Regions from separate parts of the Homo sapiens genome. Here region 1 is linked to region 2. Evidence: read pairs that join two places in POLR2A ChIA-PET (ENCODE). Cell type or tissue: CD4-positive, alpha-beta T cell. All regions are shown on one strand.

Evidence for each region. Peaks named below come from ENCODE experiments on the same cell type or tissue, not always from the same donor. Only the 100,000 strongest peaks of a DNase experiment are listed, where the experiment ranks them.
Region 1: POLR2A ChIA-PET joins it to region 2 with 13 read pairs; 5 of 35 experiments call an interaction of 5 or more read pairs at or near these places.

The regions. Positions count from the first base shown.
Region 1 is chr19:14,076,961-14,084,960 of GRCh38, reverse strand. It overlaps C19orf67 (chromosome 19 open reading frame 67), which reads left to right. Exons shown (of 6, transcript NM_001277378.2): 2 at 1,084-1,228; 3 at 1,356-1,456; 4 at 1,539-1,724; 5 at 2,358-2,492; 6 at 2,953-3,337. The coding sequence ends at 3,127. Among named protein-coding and RNA genes, the nearest start is that of C19orf67, 4.8 kb to the left of the region's middle. RefSeq lists enhancers at 2,891-2,950, 3,211-3,500. In CD4-positive, alpha-beta T cell, no CTCF peak of the experiment used is centred here; DNase peaks (open chromatin) are centred at 2,850, 3,490, 4,740 and 6,390; H3K4me3 peaks cover 1,780 bases; H3K27ac peaks cover 1,030 bases.
Region 2 is chr19:13,790,836-13,798,835 of GRCh38, reverse strand. It overlaps ZSWIM4 (zinc finger SWIM-type containing 4), which reads right to left and starts at 3,393. Exons shown (of 14, transcript NM_001367834.3): 1 at 3,035-3,393. The coding sequence starts at 3,187. RefSeq lists an enhancer at 2,730-2,799 and silencers at 3,040-3,249, 3,270-3,759. In CD4-positive, alpha-beta T cell, no CTCF peak of the experiment used is centred here; DNase peaks (open chromatin) are centred at 1,905, 3,014, 3,515 and 4,161; H3K4me3 peaks cover 2,248 bases; H3K27ac peaks cover 549 bases.

The sequences.
Region 1 (8,000 bases), 290 kb before region 2:
CATCAGTTTGAGACTCCAAAGGATAATGTGATTCCCAGACCAGGTTTCCCTGTGACTCTCAATTTCAGTGTCCATTGGAATTTCCTAGGAGGCTGGGTTGGGTTTTGTTTGCGTGTTTGTTTTTGAGATGGAGTCTCACTCTGTCGCCCAGGCTGGAGTGCAGTGGTGCAATCTCAGCTCACTGCAACCTCCGCCTCCCGGATTGAAGCAATTCTCTGCCTCAGCCTCCCGAGTAGCTGGGATTACAGGCGCCCACCAACATGTGTTGCCCGGCTAATTTTTTTCTTTTCTTAGTAGAGACAGAGTTTCACCATCTTGGCCAGACTGGTCTTGAGCTCCTGACCTCATGATCCACCCGCCTTGGCCTCCCAAAGTGCTGGAATTACAGACGTGAGCCACCGCGCCTACCCGAGGCTGGGTTTTTTTGTTTTGTTTTGTTGTTATGTGTTTTTTTGAAATGGAGTCTTGCTCTGTCACCTAGGCTGGAGTGCAGTGGGGCGAACTCAGCTCACTGCAACCTCCGCCTCCCAGGTTCGAGGGATTCTCATGAGGCTGTTTTTTTTTTTTTAATGAGACAGGGTCTCGCTCTGTCACCCAAGCTGGAGTGCAGTGGGGCAGTCATAGCTCACTGCACCCTCGAACTCCTGGTCTCAAGCAATCTTCCCACCTCCACCTCCTGGGTAACTGGGACTACAGGTGCCACCATGCCCAGCTAATTATTTTTGTGTAGAGATGGGTTCTTGCTATGTTGCCTAGGCTTGTCTGGAACTCCTGGCCTCAAGCAATCCTCCAGCCTCAGCCTCCCAAAACTCTAGGATTGCAGGCGTGAGCCACTGCGCCCAGACCCTGCAGGAAGCTCTGGGTCCTAAGTGTTGTGAGACTCAGGTGTCAGCACTTTAACAAGTGTTCCAAATGGGTTTGATGCAGGTAAACCAGAAAGATGTTCAGAAAAGACCTGAAACTGGGGGCTTTTCTAATGGGTCAAAGCCAGGGATACAGGTTGGGATTGAGTAGAATGGGGAAAACTGCGGGGTGGGGAGGGGTTGTGAGGGATTCCAGGCAAAGGCCCCCTTCTTCCTTCAGCAGAGACCAAGTACAGAAGGAGCAGCTGGCCAAGGCCATGCCCACCTTCTTACAGATGTGTGAGCCCTACTTCCTGTACCTGGAGGCAGCCGCGAGAAGCATACCCCCCATCTATGGACCCCTGCAGGAGCTGGTCCGAAAGGGGGTGTGTGGAGGTTTCTTAGACCCCACGCCCCTTTCTTCTCGCAGCTCTGAGCCTGTGGGGATGGTGGAGGGGGAGGCCCACTCCTCGCAGGCCAGCTGATCTCACTGTACCCCCCTCTTGTATGCAGCTGTTAGAGATCTCCCAACAGCTGACCCTGCGCCTGGAACAGCTGGTCCTCATGTACGCTTCCTTTGGGTTCGTGGACCTGGAGGAGATGAACCCCCTTAGGTAAAATGGTAGGAGACTCAGATGGGGGGATGAAGGAGTCCAAGGCCCAGCCTCACCCCTCCATTCTCTCATGTCTCGCCAGCATCTCCTGTTTCTTTTGCGGGAGGTTCTCCATCAGCCTGTCCCATGAGGTCTCCATCTTCAGATACTGTGCCCCAACCGCCTACACTGCCAGCCGCTTCCCCCGCTACCTCTATAAGAAGATGCGCTGGCACCTGGAAGCCACCCCAGAGGCCCCTGGTCGGGGACAAGATTCCCTTGTGGATTAGTAAGTCCTCTTACCCAAATCAAAGTCCTCCCCTTTCTATGATGAATGCCAATATGACCCTCCAAACCGTCACCAGCAAAGTGAAAAGTGAGCCAGGGCCCGAGGCAGTGGCTCACGCCTGTAATCCCAACACTTTGGGAGGCCGAGGCAGGAGGATCACTTGAGCTCAAGAGTTTGAGATCAGCCTGGGCAAGATGGCAAGACCCTGTCTCAACAACAAAGAAATTCGCCAGGCGTGATGGCTGGCACCTGTAGTCCCAGCTACTTGGGAGGCTTAGGCAGGAGGAGCACTTGAGCCCAGGAATCAAGGCTACGGTGAGCTGTGATTGTGCCACTGCACTCCACCCTGAGTGGAAGCAATAATCTGTCTCTTAAAAAAAAAAAAAAGTGAACCAGGAAACTAAAGGCTTTTGAAAGGCTACCTCTATTTTCTTAAAACCCACCCTCCCACCAAAATAAAAGTTCTCATCTTAAAAGTAGGCTGGCAGGGAGAAAAGGCCTTGGAGTCACATTCCTACCTGAGAACTTCAGGGCAACTTCTGATGAGTTCCCACCTCAACTCCAAAATTAAAGCCCTCAACAGAAGTAGCTAGGAAGCTGATCACTTCTAATTACAGCTCCCTCCCCTCCTAGCTACTTTCTGTGCTATCGAGATACTTGGGAAGACACAGGCCAGAGTCCAGCCAATTCGTGCCCACAGATCCAGAAGCTGTGGTCCATCGGCCGATGGGTGCCCCTAGGACCAGCCGAGGATGACCTTTATTCATGGTAGGAGCTAGGGCAATAGCAACGTGGGCCTGGGAGCTGGAGGGGGAGGCAGAACCCCACCAAAGACAATCCACCTTCCCAAACACTTTGCTTCCCTTAGTAGTGATAGCATTTTATTGTGCCCTGAAAAGCACTTCATGCAGACCCCAGTAACAACCCATGGAGATCTATGCTATTGGCCCCATTTAACAAAGAAAACAGGGTGCTCAGAGAAGTTGTTACCTGCCCAAGGACACACAGCTAGCAGAGCGAATGGACAGGTCAGGACCAGTTATTCAGCCTCTAGGAGCCATTACTAAGTCTCTGATCAACAAGGAAACAAGTTTCCCCCGGGGGTTTTTCCCACCCGCAGCTGAAACAAAGCCTCTTTCACCTGAGCCTCTCACTCAAAGGGAGGGACTCCCGAGGGGCAGGGGGCACTCAAGTCCAGGCCTGTCTATCCCTGGCCCCCCCACCCCAGGATTTTGTGCCCGCAGCCGCTTGGGGACTACCAGCAGCTGCTGACCATCGGCTTCGAGGAGCCCACGCCCACGCTGGCCACCGACCTGCTGGTGCAGATCCTCACGGGCCAGGCAGGCCAGGCCCGGCCTCCGAGCGCAGCCGGGCCTGCGGGGTGGGCAGCGCAGGGGTCTTGAACCTGGGGAAGAGGGTAGGAGCTGGAACTTGACAGTTCCAAACTCCAGAATAGGGGGCAGGGGAGGGGCTCACTCGTTCTCGCAGTGCAGCCCGGCCTCGCCTTCCAAAGGGCCAGGCCGAGCTGACCTGTCTGCACCGAGTCCGGCTTGGCCGTGGGGCCCTGAATGCGGACACGTCAGTTTTGTGTTAAATAAAAGAAAGAAAGAGGTCACAGGCTCAGCGTCCGCTGCGAATGCCGCGCCCCTCCCCCGGGGGATTGCCCCACCCACTCGCGTGGCCTTCTGGGAAATGTAGTCTTTTGAAAGAAGCCTGGAATTCGCCAATAGGCGGACGAGAGTTTGGCGCATGCGCATAGGCGCACATGAAGCAAAAAGGGAAGTGGTGCCCGTCAACACCGGAACCCAGAAAACTGCAAGTTTAGGGTACCGGGGAAATTCAACGTCCACTGGAGGAAGAGACTTAAGGCTACGCCCACTCCCATATTTTGACCCGGAAGTTATTTATTTTAGCGTAGAAGACTACTTTTCCCGACGCGCCCCAGGAAAGTGCCCTCGATCAGTTTCCTAAGGGCCCGAGTTAGACTTTTTTTTTCTCTTCCAGCTTTTGGGACTTGGGGGCCGGACAGGTCGTCGTCTTTCTTGGGGTATCCGGGGTGCGGACAAGGTGGGAGAGCCCTACGGTATCCAAGCTTAGGATCTCTCAGCCTCTCTCTAATCTCGGACTGGAGAGGAGACCCTGGCTGAGAGAAATGAACTCACCTGCTCAAAGCTCCTGCGAGCAAGTGGCGGACCTTGGACCTGAACCGGGTACTTGTGATCGCAACCCGGTACTTGTGGCCCGTTGCAAGGAGGAAGGGTGTCCTCCTGAGCCAGGTGTCACTCAGCTGCGGGTTATACCCCTTTAATCCAAGAGGGACCCTTTTGGTTCTCCTCCCCTCCCCTCCCCTCCCCCCGCCCCCGGCAGCATTTTCATAGAGGAGACACCCAGAGCCCTGCCCTTATTTATGATTTTGAGCAAAGCACCTACCTTCCAGTCCCTGGCACATAGTATTAGCCTCCATTTCCAGATGATAAAAAAGGACGTTAGAGGTGAAATGAATCAATATTGAATGCCAACACTAGTTTCGCTCTTGTCGCCCAGGCTGGAGTACAATGGCATGATCTCGGCTCACTGCAACCTCCGCTTCCCAGGCTCAAGTGATTTTCTTGCCTCAGCCCCACGAGTAGCTGGGATTACAGGCTGATGCCACCAGGCCCAGCTAGTTTTTGTATTTCTAGTAGAGACGGGGTTTCGCCATGTTGGCCAGGCTGGTCTCCAACTCCTGACCTCAGGTGATCCGCTCGCCTCTGCCTCCCAAAGTGCTGGGATTACAGGCGTGAGCCACCGCGCCCGGCCACTATTGCTCTTCCATGGGTATTTCTGGTGACAATTTCTGACTGCATCAAGGATGTTTTTTAGTCCACAGCTGTGGTCTGAATGACATCAAGGAAATCCTGATGCTCCCTGATACCGCTTTGAGGGAGTCCCTGTGAGTTTTCCTGTGGCTCTAAGATGTTTTTCGGGGGGAGGGAAGGGTCTTGCTCTGTCACCCAGGCTGGAGTGCAATGGCGCAATCCTGGAACCTCCAACTTCTGCAAACTCTAACTCCTGGGTTCAAGTGATCCTCCCACTTCGGCCTCCTAAGCAGCTGGGAGTACAGGCAGCGACGATGCCCCTATTTTATTATTATTATTATATTATTATTATTATTGTAGAGAAGGGGGGGGTTCTTCCTATGTTGACCAGGCTGGTCTCGAACTCCTGGCTTAAGCTATCCTCCCGCTTCGGCCTCCCAAAGTGCTGGGATTACAGGCATGAGCCACCCTGCCCGGCCTTTAAGATTCTTTAGACTCGTGGGGTCCAATGGAAATATCAAGTGAGCTGCAAACGCAAATCACGTATGTAGTTTCAAATTTTCTAGTAACCACATAAAAAAATTAAGAGGTTAGGGCCAGGCGCCGTGGCTCATGCCTATAATCCCAGCACTTTGGGAAGCTGAGGCAGGCGGATCACGAGGTCAGGAGATTGAGACCATCCTGGCTAACACGGTGAAACCCCGTCTCTACTAAAAATACAAAAAATTAGCCGGGCGTGGTGGCAGGCGCCTGTAGTCCCAGCCATTCGGGAGGCTGAGGCAGGAGAATGGCGTGAACCCGGGAGGTGGATCTTGCAGTGAGCCGAGATCGCACCACTGCATTCCAGCCTGGGTGACACAGCGAGACTCCGTCTCAAAAAAAAATAAAAAATAAAAAATTAAGAGGTTAGATTCATTTTCGTGATATTTTATTTAACCTGTTATACCCAAAATATTATTTCAATGTATAATCCATGTAAAAAAATTATTGAGGTATTTTCCTTTTTTGTACTGTCTTAGAAATCTTGGCCGGACATGGTGGCTCATGCCCATAATCCCAGCACTTTGGGAGGCCGAGACAGGTGGGTCACTTGAGGTCACGAGTTCGAGACCAGCCTGGCCAACATGGCAAAATCCTGTCTCTACTAAAAATGCAAAAAAAAAAAACAAAAAAAAAAAAGGTGGGTGTGGTGGTGGGCGCCTGTGATCCCAGCTATTCAAGAGGCTGAGCCAGGAGACTCGCTTAAATCTGGGAGATGGAGGTTGCAGTGAGCCGAGATCGCACCACTACACTCCAGCCTGCGCAACAGAGCGAGACTCCATCTGAAAAAAAAAAAAAAAAGCCAGATGCAGTGGCTCACACCTGTAATCCCAGCACTTTGGGAGGCCGAGGCAGGCAGATCATGAGGTCAGGAGTTTGAGACCAGCCTGGCCAACATGGCGAAACCCCATCTCTACTAAAACTACAAAAATTAGCCGGGCATGGTGGCAGGTGCTGGTAATCTCAGCTACTCTGGAGGCTGAGGCAGGAGAACCGCTTGAGCCCAGGAGATGGAGGTTGCAGTGAGCCGAGATCGTGCCATTGCACTCCAGCCTGGGCAACAAGAGCAAGACTCCATCTCAAAAAAAAAAAAAAAAAAAAAAAGGAAAAGAAATCTAGCATTTCACATTTACAACATATCTCAATTCAGACTAGCCACAAGCAGCTCTAGACGGTCTCCTTTAAGTCAAATCCACTGTCTCTTAAGACAGGGTTTCGGGTGGGTGGTGACAGTACAGTACTGGAAGGGGAAGGAAACAAGCTTTGTTTCCTGGGTCCTGTTGCTGAGCAGCTTTCTACACCCTTGATTCTCAAACTTCCTAGTGTGCATCAGAATCACATGGAGAGTTTGATCATTAAGTCTGGGATGAGACCCAAGAAAGTGCTTTTTTTTCTCTCTCTCTTTTTTTTTTTTGGTAGAGACTTTGTCTTGCTATATTGCCCACACTGGTCTTGAACTCCCAGACTCAAGCAATTATCCCACCTCAGCCTCCCAAAGTGCTGTGATTATAGGCATGAGCCACCACACCTGGCCCCTGGAAGGCGCATGTCTAGCAATTCCCCAAGCATTGCGGATACTGCTGGTCCTGGTGCCACTACATTGAGAACTGCTGGTTTATATTTACTTCATGGTTCTCAGACTCAGCTGTATATTGTAATCACCTGGGAGCTTCAAAAAATACTGATGTCAAGCCCTTCCCCCATTCTGATTTACTTGACATATGGGGGCCTCAGTTGAGTTTAATATTCAGAAAAGTTAGAGAATCCCTCATCTATACTTAAGTAGTCCTGTCCACTCTTTTTTTTTTGGAGATGGAGTCTCGCTCTGTCACCCAGGCTGGAGTACAGTGGTGCAATCTCAGGGCTCACTGCAACCTCTGCCTCCTGGGTTCAAGTGATTCTCCTGCCTCAGTCTCTTGAGTAGCTTGGACTACAGGCATGCGCCACCATGCCTGGCTAATTTCTTGATTTTTAGTAGAGATGGGGTTTCTCCATGTTGGCCAGGCTGATCTCGAACTCCTGACCTCAGGTGATCCACTCGCCTTAGCCTCCCAAAGTGCTGGGATTACAGGCATGAGCCACTGCACCAGGCCTAATTTTTGTATTTTTAGTGGAGATGGGTTTTCACCATGTTGGCCAGGCTGGTCTCAAACTCCTGACCTCAGGTGATCCACCCACCTTGGCCTCCCAAAGTGCTGGGATTACAGGCATGAGCCACCATGCCCGGCCCCTGTCCACTCATGACATACTTAGTTCTTGGCTCCCCTGCTGGAAATTAAGACCAGCCTCTAGGTGTTTCCATTTTCCACCTTCCCAGGCTCTCTCCGCCTTTCTCTACATAGCTCCCACAGTCACAGTGAAGTATGCTGAGGATGGGGTCACTGGGCTGAGGATGGGGTCAGCTGATGAGCCCTTCATGGGCTGAGCTGCTCTTGGGTGCAGCCTTGTATCAGCATGACCTCTCTGTATTTTATGCATATGGATTTCACTAGACATTTGATGCCCCTATACAAGAGACAGAGTTGGACAGAGCCAAGAATTTGTTTTTGTTTAAGACAGAGTTTCGCTCTGTCACCCAGGCTGGAGTGCAGTGACACGATCTCAAGAGCCAAGAGTTGAAACAGCGATTCTAAAATGTTCCTGGGTTGGGTGTGGTGGTTCACACCTGTAGTCCCAGCTACTCAGGAGGCTGAGGCAGGAGGATCACTTGAGCCCAGGAGATCAAGGTTACAGTAAGCTGTGATCATGCCACTGCACTGCAGCCTGCGTGACAGAACAAGACTTGTCTCCAAAATTGAAAACATTTTTAAATTTAAACTTCCTGGGTCTCCCCTTTTCTGGTCTTAGTGAATTTTTTTTTTTTCTTAGGTTACAGATCTCACTCTCACCCAGGCTGGAGTGCAGTGGTTCAATCATAGCTCACTGTAGCCTCAACCTC
Region 2 (8,000 bases):
GTCTGGGCCACGGAGCGAGACTCCGTCTCAAATAAATAAATAAAAATAAAAAAACAGAGAAACCGAGGCTTGAATCCTAGCTTTACTATTTAGGAGCACTGTGACCCCAGGCAAGTCACTTGGCCTCAGTATTCTCAGGTGTAAAGTGGGGAGGTCCACGGCACCAACCTCTTGAGGATTGTGGAGACTAAATATGCAGTATGGATGTAAAGAGCTTAAAGAACTTACAATAACACCTGGCCCATAGTTAGCATTCTAGAACTTTCTTGCGGTTTCCCTCCTGGATCCTCCTAGCTGCAGGGTCTTGGGATTCTGTTGTGAGATCTTCCCACCCACCAGGCTTTGGTGGAGCAGGAAGAAGTTAGAAAAAAGTGATAATAATGATTAAGGTGCCCATCTTGGCTGGACACCTGTAATCTCAGCACTTTGGGAGGCTGAGGCGGCAGCATTGCCTGAGCTCAGGCGTTCCAGACCAGCGTGAGCAACATAGTGAGACCCCATGTCTACACACACACACACAGAATTAAAAATTAGCCAGGTGTGGTGGTGGGCGTCTGGAATCCCAGCTACTCAAGAGGCTGAGGCAGGAGGATTGCTTGAGCCCAGGAGTTTGAGGCTGCAGTGAGTTATGATTGTGTCATTGCGCAATCATTGTTTCACTGGGCTACTGAGCAAGGCTCTGCCTCAAAAGAAAAGAAAAAAGAAAAGAAAAGAAAAGAATGCACACACTATGCTGAACACTTTATGTATGTAATTTCCAAATTCTCACAGCCACCTAGTGTGAGCTTGTCCAACCCACGCCCCACGGCCCTGGCCCAGGAGAGCTTTGAATGCAGGCCAACACAAATTCGTAAGCTTTCTTAAAACATTATAAGATACGTCCGGGTGCGGTGGCTCATGCCTGTAATTCCAACACTTTGGGAGGGAGGCCAAGGTGGGAGGATCACTTGAGGTCAGGAGTTTGAAACCAGCCTGGCCAACATGGTGAAACCCCATCTCTACTAAATATACAAAAATTAGCTGGGTATGGCGGCTCACACCTGTAGTCCCAGCTACTCAGGAGGCTGAGGCGGGAGAATTGCTTGAACCCAGGAGGTGGAGGCTACAGTGAGCCGAGATCGTGCCACTGCACTCCAGCCTTGGCAACAGACTGAGACTCGTTTCAGATAAATAAATAAATAAATAAATACAAAGATTTTCTTTTCTTTTCTTTTTAAGCTCATCAGCTATTGTTAGTGTTAGTGCATTTTATATGTGGCCCAAGACAGTTCTTCTTCCAGTGTGGCCTAGGGAAGCTAAAAGATTGAACACCCTTGATGGCACATTGATACTAAATCATGAACCTGTTTTATAGCTGGGAGAATCTGAGACTTAGTGGGATGAATTCACTTGTTCAGGGTCCCAGAGCTGTGAGTTGTTTCAACTCCTAAGACAGACTCTGTCGTTCCTCAGTTTCCCTTCCATGCCCCATCCCTGGGAAGGGGCCCCAGGAGGGGAGGGGGTGTCCTGGCCACCGCTGTGGGCTCTGGGCAATACAGTGAGCTGGCTGAGCCTGCCTTCCAATCTGGACTTGCTATTCCCTGGCTGGGTGACCTTGGGCAAGTTTCTCAACTTCTCTGTGCCCCAGTTTCCTCAAAGTGGGAACAAGAACAACTGCCAAAGGGTTGCAGGGGATTCCATGAGCTTCTGTGGGTCAAGAACTCTGAGGGCTCGGCTTGGCCAGGGCAGGTTTGTGGGAGGCTCGGAGATGGTTTTCAGATTGTTCTGTGTGTCTCACATGCAATGAAGGGGCCCTCCTTAGCCCCTACTCCACCTGGGTTTCTAGGGGAAGTGGGAGAGGCAATGACCAGCCCAGGCCTCAGGGACAGTTGGCAAATGACTAAGGAGGGATTTTCCAGTCCATGAATCAGAGCCTGCCCATCCACACTTGGCCCAAACCCATCCGTCCAGGCCGACTTCCTAACTCCAGAGAGGCCGGGCAGGAAAGAACGCCCCCTGAAGCTGGACAGAGGATAGAGCCCGTGTGTGCTTCCTGTTCAAGTCTGGGCCATGTCTCCAGTTCCTTGGGGGCCCACACTGAAGCTGAAAAAGGGGACTTAAAGGGCCCCAGCTCTGGGACATCCTGTCAGTGCCACCAGAAGCCACAGAAGAGAGCTTCTAGGTGCACCTGTCCAGGGACCACCACCCAGGCTCCGCCCCTGCTGTTTTCCTATGGGAAGAGATAGGATAGGTCAGGGGGATGAGGTGGGGAGGAGGAGGGACCCTGGCATTTCAGTAATCCCTGCGGCAAGCCAGGAGAAGACGGGCAGCCCCGAAAGAGGAATCTGGAGGAGTAGAGAGGGGTCCCCAAGGAACAGGTGGAATCTGGAGGCTCGAGGGCAGGAATGAATGGGGAAAAAAGGGGTGTCTTGAGCTGGAATCTGGAGAGATGGGGGAGTTATTTACTTGGGGTGTACGGTAGGGATCTGGAGAGCAGGAATGGGGTAGTGTGAGTCTCTAGAGGCTACGATGGAGGGAGACAGGGTGTCCCCAAGCGGGGGGCCGAAGAGAGGATTGAAGACTGAATGGGGTGCCCTGATTGGCGAATAAAGATGCGGTAGGAAAAGAGGGGTACCGTTGGGGGATAAGGTGGGAAAAGAGGGGTACCGTTGGGGGATAAGGTGGGAAAAGAGGGGTACCGTTGGGGGATAAGGCGGGAAAAGAGGGGTGCCCAGGGTTGTAGGCGGGCCATGGGGGCCAGATCTCAGAGATCTGGGGTTGGTAGGAGAAGAAGGAAGTGTCCTGATTTGGGATCTGGGGCGCTGAGGGGCAGAGATGGCAGAGAAGGGATGGGGGTGGGTTACTGGGTTTGAAGGACAGAAACAGGAGGATGAGGGGGTGTTTCCAGGCAGGGTTAAGGGTCCTGGGGGTGGAATCTCAGGGGGTGTCTCTGATTGGGTTAGCTCTGGAGTCTGGGGATTGTGGGGGAGGAGAAGACAGGTGGGGAAGGTGCTGGGGGTGCGTCCCTGCCCCCGCCCCCTTCCCCCGCGGTCACCTGCTCGAAGGCCCAGCTCTCGGCTACCCGCTTGGCGCTGAGGTCCAGCAGCGCCTCGGGCCGGCCCCGGCCACGCGCGGCCCCGGCCCCGGCATCGCGCTCCTCGGGTCCCGCGGGGCAGCCCCGGCTCCGCTTGGCCGCGGGGGGTTCCATCCGGCCCGGCCGGGGCCAGGGCCGGGGCGGGGCCTCTTTGGGGGGCTCGGTCCGATGCCCGCTCCGCTTCGCCGGCTCCCGCGCCCCCTGCCCTCCTTCCCGTCCGTCCTCTGCGCTCGGCCGCCCCGGGACCCCTACCGCACCCACCCCCGACCCGCGCCGGGCCGGCAGGGTGATGCGGCCCCTTTAAGACTCTTCACAACAATGAAGCTGCTTCAGCCGCCGCTTTAGCTCCGCCGTCGTCCCGCCCCCACCGCCTGTCCCTATTGGCCCCCCCTCGGCCTCCTCGGCCCTCCCCCGCCATTGGCTGCGCCGCCAGACCCGTGTCCAAGCCTCGCTGCTCACTCGATGACTGCGATGCCAGTCTTTTCTTGTTTACCCAACCAGAGCGCACAGCGAGGGGCGCTGTCAATCACGGGGCGCCAGAGGCCAATCAGAGTGGGAGGACCCCCGCGGCCCAGGCCTTATGCGGAGTTTCGGGGCGGGCCCGGGGTTCATTCACAACATTCCTCCCCCGCCTCTCTTGGGCTGGACTGCGCGCCCCAGGCTTCTGGGGCTGCGCCCACACACGGCTTTGTTTACTGAGGGTCGCTTCCGGGCGCCGCGAGGGGACAATCAACATAGCCCGGCCGGTGAGCGAGACAGAGCAGCGGGATCCCTTGGCAGTGGCTCAGCCCCTCGTCCCTCCCAGCTGTGCGACCCGAGAAACTCACTCAACCTCTCTGGGCACCGGGTCAAGTTTTGGTTCTTGTGGGGGCGGAGGGGTCGCAGGCTCACTGAGGGAGCTCATGCGGGCCGCGGACCCCCTCTCCAGAAACAAAGCTCGGTTAGGGGGTTCATAGGTCATCCCTTGAGCCTCAAAACTAGTATAGTACCCCGCCCCTCCTTTCCATGCCCTAGATACTATCTTGGGTCATATGAAATTGCTAATTTTTTTTTACCATTTTTGGCCTGTTAAAATGGCAATTCCATGAGGTTCACCCTAACACTTAATCAAACCCCAGCACCTCTGAGCATTTTTTCTGACTCAGCTTGTGTAGGCCACCGTCTCTGGCCTGGAAGCTGGCCATGGCTTCCATCACCCGTTCCCGTCCCGGCTCCTTGCCAATGTCCTCAGAGGACCCTGCATTTTTCCTTCCTCATACTTCTCACCATTACCATTTATTTATCTGTTTCGGCGGTTTTTTTTTTTTTTTTTTTTTTTTTTTTTACGGAGTTTCACTCTTGTCGTCCAGGCTGGGGTGCAGTGGTGCGATCTCGGCTCACTGCAACCTGCGCCTCCCGGGGTCAAGTGATTCTCCTGCCTCAGCCTCCCGAATAGCTGAAATTATAGGCGCCCACCACCACGCCCGGCTAATTTTTGTATTTTTGGTAGAGACGGAGTTTTGCCATGTTGGCCAGGCTGGTCTTGAACTCCTGACCTCAAGTGATCCACCTTTGGTAGTTGCTTAATTTCAATCTCTCCCTCTCCACTGTGAGCCTCAGGAGGCAGGAGTTTGTCCCATCTGTGCTTTACTGTACCGGCAGCACCTGGAAGGTAGGCGCTTAACCTAGAACTTGTTGAATGTACCAACCAACACATGCTTTGCCTCCATTCAGTTAAATGATAGGCACAGCAGAAAAAAAAAAAAAACAGTGATTATCCACTCATCCATATGGAAGCCCTAGCTTTTTCTTGGAGAAACTTCGAGTCTCACAGCTGCACCCTCTGGCCAGTCTTCACCCACTCTCCCTGCCACCCCCTCAATTAGTTAAACTCCCCTGCAGACCTGCACTGTCCAGTATGGTCACCAATGGCCACAAGTGGTCTCTGAGCCCTTGAAATGGGACTGGCTGAAATTAGGTTGTGCTGGAAAGGTAAAATACAGAGTGGATTTTGGAGACATAGCAGGAAGGGAACAAGGAAAAATATTTCTTTTTTTTTTTTTGAGATGGAGTGATCTCAGCTCACTGCAACCTCTGCCTCCCAGGTTCACGTGATTATTCTGCCTCAGCCTCCCAAGTAGCTGGGGCTACAGGCACCCACCGCCACGCCTGACTAACTTTTGCATTTTTAGTAGAGACGGGGTTTCACCATATTGGCAGGCTGGTCTCAAACTCCTGACCTTATGATCTGCCTGCCTTGGCCTCCCAAAGTGCTGGGATTCCAGGCGTGAGCCACCACGCCCGGCCTAAAATATTTCATTAAGAATGTTTTCCATCCTGGCTAACACAGTGAAACCCCTTCTCTACTAAAAATACAAAAAATTAGCCGGGCATGGTGGCAGGCGCCTATAGTCCCAGCTACTAGGGAGGCTAGGGCAGGAGAATGGTGGGAACCCAGGAGGCAGAGGTTGCAGTGAGCCAAGATTGCGCCACTGCACTCCAGCCTGGGGGACAGAGTGAGACTCCAAAAAAAAAAAAAAAAGAATGTTTTGGCCAGGCGCGGTGGTTCACGCCTGGAATCCCAGCACTTTGGGATGGTGAGGTGGGAAGATCACTTGAGCCCAGGAGTTTGAGACCAGCATGGGCAACATGGCGAAAACCCATCTCTATTAAAAAATAAGAAAATCAGCTGGGCGTGGTGGCACAAGCCAGTAGTCCCAGCTACTCTGGAGGCTGTGACAGGAGGATCTCTCGAGCCCAAGAGGTTCAGGCTACAGTGAGATATGATTGTATCACTGTGCTCCAGCCGGAGTGACAGTGTGACCGTCTCAGGAAAACAAACAAACAAACAAAAAAACAGAAAACGAGGCCGGGCAAGGTGTCTCACACCTGTAATCCCAGCACTTTCGAAGACTGAGACAGGCGGATCACCTGAGGTCTGGAGTTCAAGACCAGCCTGGCCAACATGGTGAAACCCCGTCTCTACTAAAAATACAAAAATTAGGGCCGGGCACAGTGGCTCACGCCTGTAATCCCAGCACTTCGGGAGGCCGAGGCGGGCGGATCATGAGGTCAGGAGATGCAGACCATCCTGGTTAACACGGTGAAACCCCGTCTTTATTAAAAATACAAAAAAATTAGCCTGGCGTGGGGGCGGGCACCTGTAGTCCCAGCTACTCCGGAGGCTGAGGCAGGAGAATGGCGTGAACCCGGGAGGTGGAGCTTGCAGTGAGCTGAGATCGCGCCACTGCACTCCAGCCTGGGCAATAGAGCAAGACTCCGCCTCAAAAAACAAAACAAAACAAAACAAAACAAAAATCAGCTGGGCGTGGTGGCGGGCGCCTGTAATCCCAGCTGCTTGCGAGGCTGAGGCAGGAGAATCACTTGAACCCAGGAGGCGGAGTTTGCAGTGAGCCAAGATTGCACCACGGCACTCCAGCCTGGGCAACAAAGTGAGACTCTGTCTCAAAAAAAAAAAAAAAAAGACAGAACAAAAGAAAGCAAATGTTTAGTGTTGTTAACATGTTGAAATTATATTTTAGATAAACTTGGTTTAATAAAATACATTATTAAAATTGATTTCATATATTTTCTTTTACATGGTTTCAGGACATTTAAATTACGTATGTAGGCTGGGTACAGTGGCTCAGGGCTGTAATCCCAGCACTTTGGAAGGCCGAGGCGGGCAGATCATCTGAGGTCAGGAGTTTAAGACCAGCTTAGGCGGGGCGCGGTGGCTCACTCCTGTAATCCCAGCACTTTGGGAGGCCGAGGAGGGCGGATCGCAAGGTCAGGAGTTTGAGACCAGCCTGGCCAACATAGTGAAACCCCGTCTCTACTAAAAATACAAAAAATTAGCTGGGCCTGGTGGCGGGTGCCTGTAATCCCAGCTACTTGGGAGGCTGAGGCAGGAGAATGGCGTGAACCCGGGAGGTGGAGGTTGAAGTAAGCTGAGATCACAGTGTTGCACTCCAGCCTGGGCGACAGAACGAGACTCCGTCTCAAAAAAAGAAAAAAAAAAAAAAAGACCAGCTTGGCCAACATGGTGAAACCTGTCTCTACTAAAAATACAAAAAATTAGCCAGGCATGGTGGTGCGTGCCTGTAATCCCAGCTACGTGGGAGGCTGAGGGAGGAGAATCGCTTGAACCTGGGAGGCAGAGGTTGCAGTGAGCCAACATCGCACCACTGCACTCCAGCCTGGGTGAAAGAGTGAGACTCCATCTCAAAAAAAATATATATATATATATATAAAATAAATAAATAAAGTAAAATAAAATAAAATAACATATGTGGCAGGGCACAGTGGTTGGTCCCTGTAAACACAGCACTTTGGGAGGCTGAGCGGAGAGCAGCACTTGAGTCCAGGAGTTTGTGACTGGGCTAGGCAACACAGTGAGATGCTATCTCAAAAATAAATAAGTAAATAAATAAATAAATAAAAGTATATATGTGTCTCAAGTTGTATTTCTTTCTTTTTTTCCTTTTTTGTTTTTTGTTTTTTTTTTTTTTGAGCCGGAGTCTCGCTCTGTCACCAGGCTGGAGTGCAGTGGCGCGATCTCGGCTCACTGCAACCTCACTTGAACCTTGGGTTCAAGCAAGTCTCCTGCCTCAGCCTCCCAAGTAGCTGGGACTATAGGTGTGCGTCACCACACCCGGCCAATTTTTGCATTTTTAATAGAGATGGGGTTTTACCATGTTGGCCAGGCTGGTCTCGAACTCCTGACTTCAAGTGATCCACCTGCCTTGGCCTCCCAAAGTCCTGGGATTACAGGCGTGAGCCACCATCCCTGGTTAATTTTTTTTTTTTTTTGAGACGGAGTTTCGCTTTTGTTGCCCAGGCTGGAGTGCAATGGCGTGATCTCGGCTCACCGCAGCCTCCACCTCCCGGGTTCAAGCGATTCTCCTGCCTCGCCTCCCAAGTAGCTGGGATTACAGGCACCCGCCAC